Linked DNA regions of Homo sapiens: region 1 is linked to region 2. A link is a loop called in an ENCODE intact Hi-C map of the cell type or tissue named here. Cell type or tissue: K562. All regions are shown on one strand. Each heading gives the region's core, and the rest is flanking DNA. Links, peaks and the distances in the headings are about the cores only.

Region 1 (8,342 bases), core at 94-8,093, 310 kb before region 2:
AGGGGTGGCAAAAGGCATTTCCCAGATCAATAGATGCATACCAGGTACCAGAGGATGTGTTCATTTGTTCAAGCAATGAAACCACATCAAGTATAGCAGGTGCAGTTGGAGTCACCAGTTGGGTAAGCTTATGATAATCCACTCTAATTCTGTAAGATCATTTGTCTTCTGCACAGGCCAATTAGGAGAGTTGAATGAGATGTAGTGAGAATCACCACCCCTGTATCTGGTGTCACTAATCTCTGCAATGAAAGGAATGCAGTTATTGCTTCTGTTTTACTGTTTTCCTAGGTGGTGGCAGTTCTAGTGGCTTCTAGTGGCCTTTTCCATGGTAATATCCCTCATTTCATTGTCAGGGAACCAATGTGGAGGTTCTACTAACTGCTAAGTATATCTGTTCCTTATGCATCCTGAAACTGGGGAAATAACTACAGGATGGGTTTGGGGACCCACTGGGCCCCCTGAGAGATGGAACTGAACTAAAATTCCATTAATCACCTGGCCCCCATAATCCCCTACTCTGATTGGAGTGCCACAGTGACATTTTGAGTCTCCTGGAATCAAGGTCAGTTCAGAGTCAGTGTCCAGTAGTCTCTGAAAGGTCTGATGATTTTATTTTCCCCAATGCAGAGTTACTGTGATTAAAGACTATAGGTCCCTTTGAGGAAGGTTGAGGGAAAGATGAACAGCATAAATTTTTGGTAGTGCACCAAGATCCTTCCTCCAGGGGACCTGTATTTCCCTTAATTCAAGGGGTTCTGGATCTGTAAACTGGCTCAAGTCTGGGAATTCATTGAGGGATTGACTCTTTTTAAAAATGATTTGAGTTAGACTTATTGTTCACTTGACCTGGAACCTTTCTGCTTATGCAGATCATTTCTAGGAATACCATGATTAACTAGTCAACGCCATAAGTCTGCAGGAGTCAGGTTATTCCTATTGCTGCTTTGGCTCTGCTGTCCATTATAGTAACTATGCCCACCATACCTTTGACAGTTTAGTGCTGCTACTTGGCCCCTGCCACCACATAATCTAATTACTCTGACTACCTTCGTTTTCCAGTTCAGTGGCTGTGATTCCCACTGTAAGATCTGGCCTACAGAAGAGAGTGATCAAGGATGTTGGAGAACCCTTCATAAATTTCATTTATTTATTTATTTAAAGATGGAGTCTTGCTCTGTCACCCAAGCTGGAGTGCAGTGGCGTGATCTAGGCTCACTGCAACCTCTACCTCCTGGGTTCAAGTGATTCTTCTGCCTCAACCTCCTGAGTAGCTGGGATTACAGGTGTCCGCCACCACACCCAGCTAATTTTTTTGTGTATTTACTTTCAGTAGAGATGGGATTTCACCATGTTAGCCCAGCTGGTCTCAAACTCCTGACCTCAACTGATCTGCCCGCCTTGGTCTTCCAAAGTGCTGGGACTACACCCTCATAAATTTATTTCTGAAAGTATTGTGCAAGATATGACTTCTGGACTCTCTTTGTATGGGTTAGTAGGTCTTAAATGACAAATCCATTGTAACATTCAAATTTTCCCAAGCCTTTGAACCCCTTCCTCTACATTAAACCAGAGAGATCGGGCATTTCCAACTCGCTCATCATGGGCCACCTTTTGATCCATGTTTCAGCCAAAAAACAAATGATTAGAGCCCTAACTTCCCCAAGAGGCAACATTAAATGCAGAATCTCTGCTTAGTGGGTCCATATCAATAAATTAGGCCTGTAAAGAAGGAGCAGGATTGGAAAATAATAAATTAGGCCATCCAACTTTATGTTCCTTCTGCCATTATTATATACTTTTAATATCCATTCCCACACATTCCCTAAATTTATGCTTATATAAGAAGAAAACTCAAATAATTCTTTTGGAATATAACATATCTTCTCATGAGCCATAAATCACTTTAAGGGCCTGCTGGGACTTGAGTCTAGTTAGGGGTGTAGAAGAAAGAGGAGAGGTGGGGATGAGTCCTGAGAAGAATCAACATTATCTTGCTTAGCAACTGCTTTAGTGGAGGCCACTACCATCCCTCAGGCAATTTAGGATTAATCCCATTGGGCAGAGGTAGAAAAGCCAGTACCACTGCAGTGGGGGAGGTCATTTTTGTTGGGAGTAAGGAAGCCACTTTTGCTGGGGTTGGGGAAGCCACTTCTGTTGAGAGTAGGCAGGCAACTTTTTCTGGGGGTGGAAAGAACTCTTCCACTAGCAAAAGAGACTTATCAGGATTTAAGACTCAATGTCCTCAGCTTCATTAGGGTCTTCCCCTAAGTCCCCATCCTAATATATTGGATGGGACATTATTTCCCAATGAATACCCTCACTTCAACAGTAGGCAGGGTGTAAGGCTGCCTACTTACACCCTGTAGTAAGGCTGCGTGTTCAATTTGCATTGTAATTCAGCCAATTACAAGATGAAATCTTCTGTTTCATTTGCAGCAATTTCAGTACTGAGGTTTTAGGAGATAAGGCTCTCCCTCAGGGCACATGTAGAAGCTCTTAGATCATTTATTTGAAGCTCAAGCTGGTAATTTGAATCTCTGAGCTCATCCTCCTCTTTCACCATTTTGTTCAGTGACATTAGGAGCAACCAACCAATGGCATTATATTCCTTGGTTTTCCAAAAACGTTTGAAAGTATCATATACAGAGTTACTTAGGTTTTTACTTCTTATATTTGGTAAACTAGGAGCATCTAATGCATATCTTTATAAATAGTTCATGCAATAGACTACTATAGAGTCCTTAGCATCTTGAAATCTAAGATGATTGAAGAGCCAATTCCATAAGCCCCAAAACCAATTCAGCAAACTCATCCTTAAAATTCTGTTGCTCTAGAACCACTCTCAGTATCGAAATCTGCATTAGTCAGGGTTCTCGAAAAAACCAGAACCAATAAGATATTTATACAGATATTAAGGGCAGATATATTATAAGAATTGGTTCAAGTGATTGTAGAGGCCAAGAAGTCCGTCCCATGATATACTGCCTGCACACTGGAGAAACAGGAAATATGGTAGTGAAATTCAGTGTGAATTTGAAAGCCTGAGAAACAGGGGAGCCAATGATATAACTCCCAATCCAAGGCTGGGGGCCTGAGACCCAGGTGGCTGCTGCTCTGACTCCTGAAGTCTGAAGGCCTAAGAATCAGGAGCTCCAATGTCCAAAGGAAGGAAATGGATGTCCCAGCTAAAGAGAGAGAGAGAGAATTCCCCCCTCCTCTACCTTTTTATTCCATTCAGATGGGCCCTCAATGAGTTGGATAAGACCTGCTAACACTAGGGTGGGTGAATCATTTTTACTCAGTACGCTGACCCAAATGCTAATCTCTGGGAATACTCTAAAAACATACCCAGAAATAATGTTTTACTAGCCATTTGGGTCTTCCTTAACCCAGTCAAGTTGACACATAAAATTAACCATTATACCATTCAAAGCCTGCCAGACACATCCTCTGACCCAGGTGCCCAGCTTGGGGGTGGAAGAGATCCAGTATAGGAAGTAGGTATTTTGAGAGCACATTCAAGGCAGACTTAGGAAACAAAATCCCAAAGGCAGCCAAAAGAATACTAATTTGAATCCTCCAAAAAGGTTATCTTCAAACTGGGTATTCATACCTGTGGATGTCCAAAAAAATTTCCAAGGAATATGTGAACATATTTAGCTTTAAGGGAATCGATGTCCAAATCCCGATCTTTACTTTCTGCATGTACTCTTTTCAAAAACTAATCTTCCTGAGAGGAGTAACATCAGTAATACAGCATAATAGGACATCTCAGACCTTGTTCCTCCATAGACACTGACTTAATATATGGTCCAAAAAGCTTTTATGAGAATTCTAGAAACTAGTGCCTGAGGCAAGTTCAAAGTCAAGAACAGCTATATTAAAATGGGTAAGAAGAAACATTTTCATTTAACCTACAATAGCCCTTTCCCAAAGCCAGTACAGCTTGGTGCTTTCAGGAGTAAATGCCCAACTTGAAGCTTCTACCTTGAGAGTGAAACAGAAGAGTAGAATGTGCGTCCAACATTCAGGCTTTTCAGGGGGCTCCCTGAGGGACCGGTTTCTGTCTTGCCTGACACTGAGTGCTGATAAAGTTAAAAAAAAAATTATATATATATATATATATACACACACGTATATATATACATATATGTGTATATGTATATGTGTATATATACACATATATACACATATATACATATATACACATATATATACATATATACACATATATATACACATATATACACATACACACACACACACACACACACACATATATATATATACATACATACATACACATCCCCTGGGGACTGCTGAGAACAAGAGACATCAACAGCTTGTTGTAGACCCTGAGAACTTGCAGTACTGTAGACAGACACCAGAGAGAGCAAGAGACCACAAGCTTCTGAAAAGACACCAGCAAACCTCTCGAATTGGGAAATCACAGGCACAAGCCCAAGAATACGTATCTCCAGAAAAGGTTTGAGAGACCACTCCCCCAAACTGTTAGTTGAGCTGAATGTTTAAGGTTTTCCCCTTTATGAAGCCAATCCATTAAAACTGGAAGACATGGTCATTTTTTCAAATCCACAAACTCTTGCAAAAAATAACAAGACATATGATGATAGTGGGAAACATGGTCCAGAGGACCAACTATGTATCAGAAATGGAACCCTAAAGAAACAGAGATCTATGAATTACCTGACAACGAATTCAAAATAATCATCTTAAAGAGGCTCAGTGGGCTACAAGAGAATCAGATACACAAATGAAACCAGGAAGTGACCCATAAAAACCAGAATACCAACAAAGACGCAGAGGCCGGGTGCAGTGGCTCAGGCCTGAAATTCCAGCACTCTGGGAGGCTGAGGCAGGAGGATTACATGAGCCCAGGTGTTTGAGACCAGCCTGGGCAATAGAGTGAGACCCTGTCTCTAAAAAGAAAAAAAAGAATCTGTTAAGAAAAAGACCAAATGGAAATTCTGGAGTTGAAAAAAACAATAACTGAATTGAACAATTCACTAGAAGGGATCATAACAGATCTAATTGAGCAGAAGAAACAATCAGGAAATTTGAGACAGGTTATTTGAAATTACTGAGTCAGGGGAAACAAAAGAAAAGATGAAGAAAAGTTAAGAAAGCCTAAGGGACTTATGGGATACAATATATGATCCAAAGAAGCCATCCCTGAGACACATAATAAACTGTCAAAAGTCAAAGAGAGACTCTGAAGGCAGCAAGAGTAAAGTGACTCATCAAGCACAAGGGAGCTCTTATAAAATTATCAGCAGATTTCTCAGCAGAAACCTTACAGGACAGAAGGGAGTGGGATGATATATTCAGAGCACTGAAAGAAAACCTGCCAAGCAAGAATAGTATTCAGGAAAACTGTCCTTCAGAAACGAAGGACAGAAATTTGGTTTCCGGTCCAGCATGTAAGGAGCTTAGAAGGTAACACTCCATCTAAACAGGTTAAAAGGCTGAGCAACAATAACAAAACCAAACAAAAGCTGAACAACTCTTCTTAGATTTGTTAGAGGAATGAGACCACTAGGCAGATTGCTGCCGCCAAAATTGGAGAGACAGGAAATACAGGCAGTCACAAGTTACTGGAAATGCAACAGATGAGCAGAAGCCTCTACAGGAGGTTTGAAAACAGGAATAGGAAAACCTAAACTGTAACTGCCCCAATTTTTGGAGAAACAGTGTGGACAACTCAGAGAGTTAAAAATTCCACCAGGGGCCAGGCATGGTGGCTCACACCTGTAATCCCAACACTTTGGGAGGCTGAGGTGGGAGGATTGCTTGAGCTCAACAGTTTAAGACCAGGCTAGGCAACATGGCAAGACCCCGTCTCTTTAAAAACTTTAAAAATTAGCTGGGTTTGGTAGTGCACTCCACTAGTCGCAGCTCCTCAGGAGGCTAAGGCAGGAGAATCGCTTGAGCCCAAAGGGGTTGAGGCTGCAGTGAGCCATGAGCATGTCACTGCACTCCAGTCTGGGTGACAGAGCAAGACCCTGTCTCAAAAGAAAAAAAACATTCCAGGGGTACTGAGTTATGGAGATGCCCCAACACTTTTGTGATTTTTACCTCTCAGAGCTCTACCAGATCCTCACAGTAAATCTCAGAGAAAAATCCCTTCATGCTTCTAGCAGAGGGAGGGGAAATAAACCATTTTGCAGTATGCCAAAGCATTCTGTTGTTTTTAAAAAGGTCTACCCTCAGGAGAAAGAATTTTGCCAGAGCCTAACCTACCCCAGGGAAGGGAAATACCCAACTCCAGCAGTCTGCAGCCTCCCACCTGGGGGAAAGGAAATACCAACTCCAGCTTCCTCTAAGCTTCCCTGTAGGAGAAGGGAGATACCCAACTTCAGTCTCCTCTAGTGGTTTTGCCCCCACCTAAGGGGAAAAAACAAAAGCTGAGAAGCACTGGTGAAGTTCACAGCCTAGACCCAAAGCCTCACCAAAAAACTGAGACCTAATAATAGAACTGTAGAACACTTCTCCCTCCTGCAACACCGCACTTCTACATTACTAAAGATCTATATCTTTTTTTTTCCCCCAAGACGGAGTCTCACTCTGTCGCCCAAGCTGGTGTGCAGTGGCTCAATTATAGCTCACTGTAGCCTCAAATTCCTAGGCTCAAGTGCTCCTTCTGCCTGAGCCTCCCAAATAGCTGGGACTACAGACATGCTTAGTTAAGGTTTTGTTGTTGTTTGTTTGTTTAGAGATAGGTCTCACTCTGTTCCCCAGGCTCTAAAGGCCTATTTACCACAGTTCCATTTACCCAGTACAAAACTGCTCATTTTTTTCCAACAAAAAAATTAGAAGGCACATTAAAAGAAAAAAAACCACAGCTTGAACAAATAGTGCAACCATCAGAAGCAGACACAGACATAGCAGGGATGTTGGAATTCCCCTAATCGGAATTTAAAACTACTATTGTGTCTGAAATTGGTGGGCTCTTGGTCTCACTGACTTCAAGAATGAAGCTGCGAACCCTCGCGGTGACTGTTAACAGTTCTCAAATGTTGTGTGTCCAGAGTTGATTTCTTCTGATGTTCAGACGTGTTCAGAGTTTCCTCCTTCTGGTGGGTTTGTGGTCTTGCTGGCTTCAGGAGTGAAGCTGCAGACCTTCACGGTGCTACAGCTCATAAAGGCAATGGGGACCAAAACAGTGGGCAGCACCAAAATTTATTGCAAAGAGCAAACGAACAAACCCTCCACACCACAGAAGAGCAGCCAAGCACATTGCCACTGCTAGCTCCGGCAGCCTGCTTTTATTCCCTTATCTGACCCCACCCACATCCTGCTGATTGGCCCATTTTACAGAGAGCTGATTGGTCCATTTTACAGAGAGCTGATTGGTCTGTTTTACAGAGAGCTGATTGGTCCATTTTGACAGGGAGCTGATTGGTGCATTTACAATCCCTGAGCTAGACACAGAGTGCTGATTGGTGTATTTACAATTCTCTAGCTAGAGGTAAAAATTCTCCAAAACCCCACCAGATGAACTAGACACAGAGCACTGATTGGTGCATTTACAAACCTTGAGCTAGACACAGAGTGCTGATTGGTGTATTTACAATCCTTCAGCTAGACATACAGTTTCTCAAAGTCCCCACCAGATTAGCTAGATACAGAGTGCTGATTGGTGCATCCACGAGCCCTGAACTTGAGACAGAGTGCTGACTGGTGCATATACAATCCTCTGGCTAGACATAAAAGTTCTCCAAGTCCCCATCCAACTCAGGAGCACAGCTGGCTTCGCGGAGTGGATCCCGCTCCAGGGCTGGGTGCGGAGATGCCTGCCAGTCCCGTGCCATGCACCTGCATGCCTCAGTCCTTGCACAGTTGATGGGACTGGGCACTGCGGAGCAGGGGGCGGCACCCGTCGGGGAGGCTGGGGCTGCGTGGGAGCCCACCGCCACAGGGCTTGGGCATGGTGGGCTGCAGGTCCTGAACCCTGCCCTGCAGAGAGGCAGCTGAGGCCTGGTGAGAATTCGAGTGTGGCCCAGGCCGGCAGTGCTGGGGGACCCGGCGCCCCCTCCGCAGCTGCTGGCCCGGGTGCTAAGCCCCTCACTGCCCTAAGCCAGCGGCGCCAGCCGGCCACTCTGACTGCGGGGCTCAGAGCCCACACCCACCCGGAACTCACGCTGGCCCGCTAGTGCTGTGGGCAGCCCCAGTTCCCGCCCGCGACTCTCCATGCTCACCTCCCTGCAAGCAGAGGGAGCTGGCTCCAGCCTCGGCCAGCCCAGAGAGGGGCTCCCACGGTGCAGCGGCAGGCTGAAGAGCTCCTCAAGCATGGCCAGAGCGGATGCCAAGGCCGAGGA
Region 2 (8,320 bases), core at 308-8,307:
GCTCCTGTTCAGCACCACAGGTGGGAGAGGGAATGGGGGTGTAGGATGCTTAGTTTACAAAGTGGGGAAGATGTTTTTAGTTCACTCACCATCAGGGGTGAGGGAGGATTCAACTCAGTTTCCCCAAAACATTTAGCCCTGGAAAAGCTAAGTTCAAAGCAAGCTGAAGTTTCTTCCTATTAGAAAGCACACTAGTAAATCCAGGGAACAATCAGTCTTCCCTTCTTGGTCATGGCTAAGATGGCTCATCAGTTAGGGCCCACTTTCTGTGACCTTGATGCAGTGTGGATCCCAGCTTTTCAAGATCAGTGTGGTCATAGAAGTCTCTGGTCCACTTGGTGTACCGGTCTCTGGAACCTCTTGTGAAGACAGTCAGTCCTCTCATATGGAGAATGGGCCTGGATGTTATGGGACAGAATACTACATCATCCATTTGGCCTGGGAAATTCCTGAACCGTCCCAAATGCTCCAGATATTCACTCCTAAAATCCCAGAAATGTTGAATGCTAAGTGTTTTCAGTCCACAGAAGGTGGCCAGTGGTGGGGAGCCCCTTACACTGAGACAGTGGGAGGGATGGAGATGAGTTCTGACTTTAGTGGTCTTTGTTGTTGCTGTTCGCTTTTCTAGTTCAGCAGCCTACAGAAGGAGATTGAAGAACGAACCAATGACATCGAGACCCTAAAAGGAGAGCAGATGAAGCTGCAAGGAGTCATTAAGTCTCTGGAGAAGGACATCCAAGGCCTCAAGCGAGAGATCCAGGAAAGAGACGAGACTATTCAAGACAAGGTGCAGCTCTCCTTCTGTCCTCCCTCAGCTACGGCCAGATGGGCCAAGGCGAGGAAGGCAAAGCTCAGGGGAGAGAGGGTCCCTAGCTTCTCAGGACGCATTTCTTTAACTTGATGGGGGAACCAGCCGTCAGTGAAGTGCCTGTTGTGTGCTTGGCACTGGGCTAATCGCTGTCAACACATCACTTTCAGCTCTGCCAACAACCCAGGGGGCCTGAGAACCCAGTGTTATGGTTCGGGAAGCTGAACTCCAAGAGGCTGGGTATCTTGCCCAGGGTCACACACTTCAATAGGTGACAGGCTGCAATAAGAACCGAGTCAGCTGACTCCACTGCTCCAGGCATCCTTGGAGGCGCTTCCCCATGGGCTGGGGACAGCTCACTTGCCGCACTGACCACATGGTCCCCCTGTCGCAGAGGGACTCTCCTGGGATTGACCCTGTCCAGGAGGCTGCCTCCACTTTTGGGATGCCTTTCTTACAAAACACTCAGACGTCAGAGACATCACATTCTGTGGGGCAGATACCTCAATACCCAGTATGTAGTATCATCCTCCTGAGCACATCCAGATTCCGTGCCCTCCTCTCCATCTCCCCTGCCACTACGGCCCAAGGCAGGTGGAATTCTCCAAGGGCCAAGGACGTGGGCTTCAGTGTTAGGGAACTAGGTCTGGCACAGGTTCCATTTATTGACCATTGCACCTCGAGCAACTTCTCTAAGCCTTCATTTTCTCACCTATAAAATGGGGATGATAACCACCTCAAGGGGTCTTGTAAGGATCACATAGGATCATGGGATCATGCCTGGATGTCATTTCTGCATGTGAGTGTCGGTGTACATATCCAGGGTTTTGTTTGTTTGTTTGTTTGTTTGTTTGTTTGTTTGTTTTTAGGGAAGATCCAAAGCTCTGTTCAGATTCTCAAAGGGGGCTTTGACAAGAAAGAGACAAAGGCCTCCTCACCTAGAAAGTGGCAACAGCCTCCTAAGCAGTCTAATGGCCTCACTTCCCATCTCCCACCACCATGGACTGGCAGGGTACAGGTGCAATGCTGCCACTCTCCTGCTCAAAGCCCTCACAGCTCCCCATTGCTACAGCAGGGGTCAGCACGCTCTTTCTGTAAAGACCTAGGTAGTAAATATTTTTGGCTTTGGAGGCCATGTGGTCTGTCTCAACGAATCAACACCGCTGCTGTAGTGTGAAACCACCCATAAACAAAACATTAGTCAATTAACTTGGCTGTGTTCCAATAAAGTTTTACAGAAATAGACAGCAGGCCCAATGTGGCCCACAGGCTGGAGTTTGCCAACCCCTGGCCTAGGAGATAAATTCTGAACTCTTTCCCCCAACATGAAGACCCTCACCTCCCTCCTCTATTTCCCCAGCCTCACCTCTCACTTCCCCCATGAACCACCGCTTGGCTCTCAAGCCAGTCATTCTCAGCACCCTCAATATATACTTTGCCTTCTGTGCTTTACAACATTTATCACATTTTAGGCTTAGATTTGCTTCTGTGTCTTCTTTCCCAACTAGTGTTTTCTTTTAAGGGCAAGGGACTGTGTTGTATTTATATTTGGAAACCCAATACTTGACAAAAGATCTTCATTCAGTAAATGTTTGATGGATGGATATACTTATGTTCTGATTACTATCACCGTGCAACAAATTAACCTTAAAACTTACTGATTGAGGCCAGGTGTGGTGGCTCACGCCTGTAATCCCAGCACTTTGGGAGGCAGAGGCAGGTGGATCACTTGAGGTCAGGAGTTCGAGACCAGCCTGGCCAACATGGTGAAACCCCATCTCTACCAAAAATATAAAAATTAGCCAGGAGTGGTGGCACATGCCTGTAATCCAAGCTACTCTGGAGGCTGAGGCAGGAGAATCGCTTGAACTTGAGAAGCAGAGGTTGCAGTGAGCCAAGATCGTGCCACTGCGCTCTAGCCTGGGTGACAAAGTGAGACCCATCTCAAAAAGAAAAACTAAGTGATTGAAAGCAACTATTTTATTCTGCTTACAGGTGCTACAGATCTGGAATCTGGACAGGGTACAAAAGGATGGCTTATCTCTGTCCCCGATGTCTGGGGCCTCAGCTGGGAATACTGGGGGTGACTCAAAACAGCTGGAGGCTGGAAGATCAACATCCAATGTGGCTTCTTCAGTCACATGTCTGGCACCTTGGCAGGGGTGTCTGGGAGGCTAGGCTCAGCTGGGTCTTTTGATCAGAGCCCCTAATGTGCCCACCAGCCTGGATGTCTCAGTGTAGTTGGACTTCTTACATAGCAGATGCCCTCCCCCAATGCAGGTGTCCCAAGAGAGCCAGATAAAAGCTGCTTGGCCTTTTTTGGCCTAGCCTTGGAAGCCACACAGTCTCCCTTCTGCTGCATTATTTGGGTTACGAACAAGTCACAAGTCAAGGCAAATGCAAGGGAAGGGGATTCGCTTCCACCTCCTGATGGAGAAGCAGCAAGGTCACGCTGTAGAACAGCTGGAGTGTGGGGCGGGAGATGCTGTGGGGGCCATCGTTGGAAAATACCGCTGTTCACAACCTAATATGAATGAGTGAGTGAATGCATGAGAGTCCTTGTACAGAGGCTGAGGGGTCTGTGCTGTAGCCCCATGGGGGGAGTGCCAGCCTCTGTACTGACGAAGGGAGGAGAGGAGTCTCCTGGTTGACCTCTTCAACCAGGAGAGTCACAGGCTTCGTGCTCTTTTGCCCTAAAGGGCTGCAGTATACCAGGGCCTTACAATATCTCTCACTTCTCTCTCATCTCACCCCCAGGAGAAGCGAATTTATGATCTGAAAAAGAAAAATCAAGAACTAGGGAAATTCAAGTTTGTGCTTGACTACAAAATAAAGGAGCTGAAGAAGCAAATAGAACCTCGAGAGAATGAGATCAGGGTGATGAAGGAACAGATTCAGGAGGTAAGAAGCCATTTGCAACACTCTGGCCTCTCAGACCCTCTGTCTCTTCTTCCACAATTGGCTAGCTGGCCTCAGGGACTGAGGAGAAGCTCTTCTCACAGTCCTCTCTGCTCCCAAGGTGTGTGCAGCCTCCAGTCCACAGGGGTGCAACAGGGAAGGCCGTGGCCCCGCTGCAGGCTCAGCTGACCGAAAGCAAATCGCTTGGGAGTTAACTTGCCACGGGACCTGGAGATGGGCTTTGGCCCTACCCGTGCCTCAGTGTGCGGTGTACTGTGCCCTCCTAAGGGAGATGCAGCTATTGGGCATTTGGCCACCAGAGGGCAGTGTGTACTCAGCCAACAGGCTATCCTTCTAGTTCAGCATTTTTTTCTCAAACTGGAAATGTTGGTTGAGACCCCAGGTGAGGCCATGGTGTTTGGACTTCATCTGATAAGGAATGAGAAGTCATCAGAGGCTCTTGAGCAGAAGAGTGGCATAATTAAGAATATGTTCTGGGAAGCAAACAGGATGAAGGTAGAGAGGCGAGATTAGAAGCAGGATCAACTGGACAAGGGTTTCTGAGAATCCTGTGAGGTCCCCCATGCCCCCCACCACACGCCACCTTTCCCTGCAACGTGTGTTGCCCCATCAGCCTCCCCTGCTGGGCTGACAGTGGCGTCCATGTTGATCTAAAACCGAATTCTTGATTTTTCTCTCCCCCTTCCTCCAGTTTTCCCTCTCTCAGTTAGTGGTCTATGATCCACCCAGTTACTTAATGCAGAAATGCAGAAGTCTTTCTTGATTCTTCACTTCTCTTAACTCCTTATCCAAATCATCACCAACATCTGTCTGATCAATTTCCAAAACATATCTCACATCAAACCCTCCTTTCCCGCTGCTGCTATCACCCTGGTACAAGCAGCCACCATCTCTTATCTGGACTGGACTCCAGCCTCCAGTCTGGTCTCCACATAGAGGCCTGAGTGAACTCCCCAGTGGGGTCCCATCCCACCTACAGTAAAATCCAAAGTCCCAGTCAGGCCCACAAGGTCCTGCGTGATCCAGCCTCTCCCTGCCTCTCCAGCCTCCTCTCACAGCTCCCCCTCCCTGCTCCAGCCCACTGACTTTCTGACAGTTCCTGTAAGTCACGCTTTTCCATCTCAGGACCTCTGCAGTGCTGCTGCCTCTGCCTGGAAGGCTCTTCCCCCAGATCGCCACATGGCTGGCTTCTTTGCATCTTTCAGGTCTCAGCCTATATGCCTTCCCTGACCGCCCTAGACAAAATAGGCTTCTGCTCCCTCCTCCATCTTCTCTAATTGTTTGTGCTGAGCCGGGATAACAGATACAAGGGTGTCAGACAGCACTGATGACCCAACTAGAAGTGCCAGAGCCATGGGGGTGCCAGTCTGCCCGGTGACGCCTGTACTCTGGTAAGCCCAGTAAAGAGCCAGGTGGAGATCAGTCCAGGGCCAGGGGGCCCAGAGAGGGTATGTCCTTGTGACAATGACTTTTTCCCTGGCTTCTGGGATGAGAAAGGATGCCCCCAGCTGACCACAGACCTGCCTCCGCTGGGCCTCCTACCATTCTTGAGTGCTTTCAGGGCCCCAAAATGGCAGCTGTCGTCCTTTCGGGGTGCTATAACAAAATACTTTAGAAGGGATAATTTATGGCCAACAGAAATGTATTGCTGAAAGTACTGGAAGCTGGAAAGTCTAAGACCAAGGCTCCAGCAGATTTGGTGTCCAGGCCTGTTCCTCATAGATGGCACCTGCTATGTGTCCTCATGTGATGGGAGGGCAAAAGGGGGCAAACAAGCTCCCTCCAGCCTCTCGTACAAGGGCACAAATCCCATTTGTGAGGGCTCTGCCCTCGTGACCTGATCACCTCCCAAAGACCTGACCTCCTAATCCCATCACTTTGGGGGTTAGGTTTCACCATTGGAATTTGGGGTGGAGGGCACCAACGTTCATCAGACCATAGCAGCCTGAGAAGATGAGAGGAAGAGCAGAGGCCCCACCCACCTGGAGGGCCAGCACACCACAGGCCCCTGGAAATCACTGCCCCCTTTCTCCTTCCTCATTTGACACATTTGTCAGCTGCATTTCAGGTCGGGTCCGTTGTTTGCTAATGGTCAGCTTACTTTCCCCACCAGCACACCTGGGGGGACCATTCATCTTCTCTGGCAGTAACAGGGGCCAACCGTGGCCTTGATGCTCAGCAGGGAATACACTTGCACCTTGGGAGTGATTCCAGCAGGATCCCTCCTACCTCCTTTCGCTGGTGCCAGTTGCTGTCAGGACTGATACCTGGGCCTGGGTGCTTCTGGGAGCCTCTGACCTTGGGGCTTCCCTCTGGGGGTCATAGACACCTTTGGTTCATGCACTGTGGATCTCCTGTAAAGGTCTTTTTCTCCCAGGAAGGAAGCCTCAAGCCCTTGGCTCATTTGTAGAGCTGCAACTTCTAATAACACTTCCTGATTCAGGTACCCGCCCTCACATACTCTTTTTCCAACTTGGCTCTGATGATCCAAGGGTCCCTTTGCCCTGCCTAGGGGAGAGGTTTCCCGAGGCTTGTCGTTTTAGTTTACACTCATTTACTAGGGCAGGGTTTCTCAAGCTCAGCACTACTACTATTTTGAGGTAGGTAATTCTCTGTCATGGAGGGTCTGTCCTGTATATTGTAGGATGTTTAGCAGCGTCCCTGGTCCCTACCTGCTAGATCCCAAAAACACCCCCTATCCAGGATGTTAAAACTAAAAAATGCCTTCAGACCTTGCCAGAGGTCCCCTGGGGGGTGCAAAATGCTTTCTACCCTCCTGCCTGAGCCCCATTGAGAATCTCTGAGTGTGATGAAAAACACATGGAAAAGTAGATGGATTTTCCACACTGGGAAAAGATGCTTGTTTCCACATAAGGGGCTAGGCTTCTGGCTGTCCAGCCAGCTACTCAAATTTGACCTATTTCCCAATTTTTCTATAAACAGATTATTTTTATTCTCAGAGTAGTATGAGTCTTTGCCTGGGGGAAAAAATGAACAGAAGTAAACAATATACTCCTGTATGCCCTCTCTGCTAACCTCATCTGTCACTGCTGGCCTGAGATTTAGAGAATGAGGCACTCAGACATGATCTTCGGGAGCCCCGCAAACAGAAGCCCCCTTTCTCTCTTCCAGCTGCCATTGCCTTGGCCTAGGACGCTATCATCTGCCTCCTCAGCCAAACTGGCAGCCTCCTGACTGGTCTGCCTGGCCCCCGTCTTGCTCTTTTCAGCAGAACCTCTGCATCAGGCCCTCTAAGATGCAAATTACATCATTCCACTCCTGGTCTAAGCCTTCAGTGGCTCTCTGAGCTTTCAGGATAAAGGCAAACTTCTCACCATTTGAGCCTCTGCCCTTGGATCCTGCATGACCTAGCTCAGCCAGCCTCTTCTCCCTCCCCTCTCCCCCCTCTTCAAATCCCTGCTCCTGCAGCCACCCTAAGCCACTTGCAGCCTGCAGAGATGCGCCAGGCTGCCCATGCCTCTGGTCCTCTCTGTGTGCAGGCTGTTCTGTCTGCCTGGAATTCTTTCCCCTTTTGTCCTCTAATACTTATTCTTCCTCCCAAATCCAGTGGACGCATCCCATCTTTTTGGGTGCTGCCTGCTCACCTCCTCTGTGTACACACAGTGCTTTCTGCCTTAACTGCAGTGTTTATCCTACTCCACCTGAATTTCTGATTTACTTCTTTCTTATCCTTGCAGACCTGAGGCCTCTTGAAGGCAGAAACTACTTCTTAATCAGCCTTAGATCTCTAAGTCTACAACAAGCTGGGCGGCCCTTTCTAATGGGCACATTCTTTAGCTGTGCAAATACCCACACTCAATGTGTATCCCCTACAAGGTGGTTCTATATAACTCTGCCAACACTGCCTTCTTATCTTGTCATTCCTCTTCCAGAAGCAGGGTGTTTCAGGCTCTTTTCGTGTCCCTCACTATTGCTCTCCTTTGTCCACCACACTTGCCATTATTCGTTCATTCATCAAATATTTGAGTGCCACCTTTATGCCAGGCTTTGGGTCAGAGGGCTATTCTGTCTATACAAAATGCTTCCAGTAATGAGGAAAACCTTCTAAAAGCTGCCCTTTTGTGTCTAGAACATGGATGTGTTCATTAGGGCCTCCTGGCACCCCCCAGAAGGTTACCAAGAGCCTTGAAATTTGACCAAAGGGCCTGGGATAGACTAGAGGGGGAGGGTCTACTCTACCTAGCCGTGAAAAAATCCAGTGAATGATCCCATTCTCCCAAAACAGTCAGCAAACCTCCCTCTTATCAGAAATACTAGTGTCCACCAGATATAGTCCATAAGTCATTAGGAGTTAGGTCAATGAAAGCTCATGCACAGCTAGTCTCATCCTAATTGGACACTCCAGTTGTCATTCCCATGACTTTGGTTAATATAAATGCAAAAATGAATTTTTAAAAAATCTTTCAGCCCGGGCGCAGTGGCTCATGCCTGTAATCCCAGCACTTTGGGAAGGCGAGGTGGGCAGATCACTTGAGGTCAGGAGTTCAAGACCAGCCTGGACAACATGGTGAAACCCTGTCTCTCCTAAAAATACAAAAAAAAAAAAAAAAAAATTAGTTGGGCATGGTGGCA

Evidence for each region. A loop is a pair of places that touch in the nucleus more often than their neighbours do. Peaks named below come from ENCODE experiments on the same cell type or tissue, not always from the same donor. Only the 100,000 strongest peaks of a DNase experiment are listed, where the experiment ranks them.
Region 1: it touches region 2 in a loop (6-fold over the local background); 11 of 110 quality-filtered maps call a loop at or near these places.

The regions. Positions count from the first base shown.
Region 1 is chr1:42,909,157-42,917,498 of GRCh38, forward strand. No RefSeq gene overlaps it. Among named protein-coding and RNA genes, the nearest start is that of SLC2A1, 46 kb to the right of the region's middle. In K562, for the core only: a CTCF peak has its summit at 4,388; a DNase peak (open chromatin) is centred at 4,405.
Region 2 is chr1:43,223,418-43,231,737 of GRCh38, forward strand. CFAP57 (cilia and flagella associated protein 57) reads left to right here. Exons shown (of 23, transcript NM_001378189.1): 17 at 629-787; 18 at 3,566-3,709. The region is part of intron 1 of LOC105378685 (a long non-coding RNA gene); the gene reads right to left. Among named protein-coding and RNA genes, the nearest start is that of TMEM125, 42 kb to the right of the region's middle. In K562, for the core only: CTCF peaks have their summits at 1,896 (motif pointing right) and 4,024 (motif pointing right); DNase peaks (open chromatin) are centred at 1,924 and 4,004; H3K27me3 peaks cover 4,190 bases.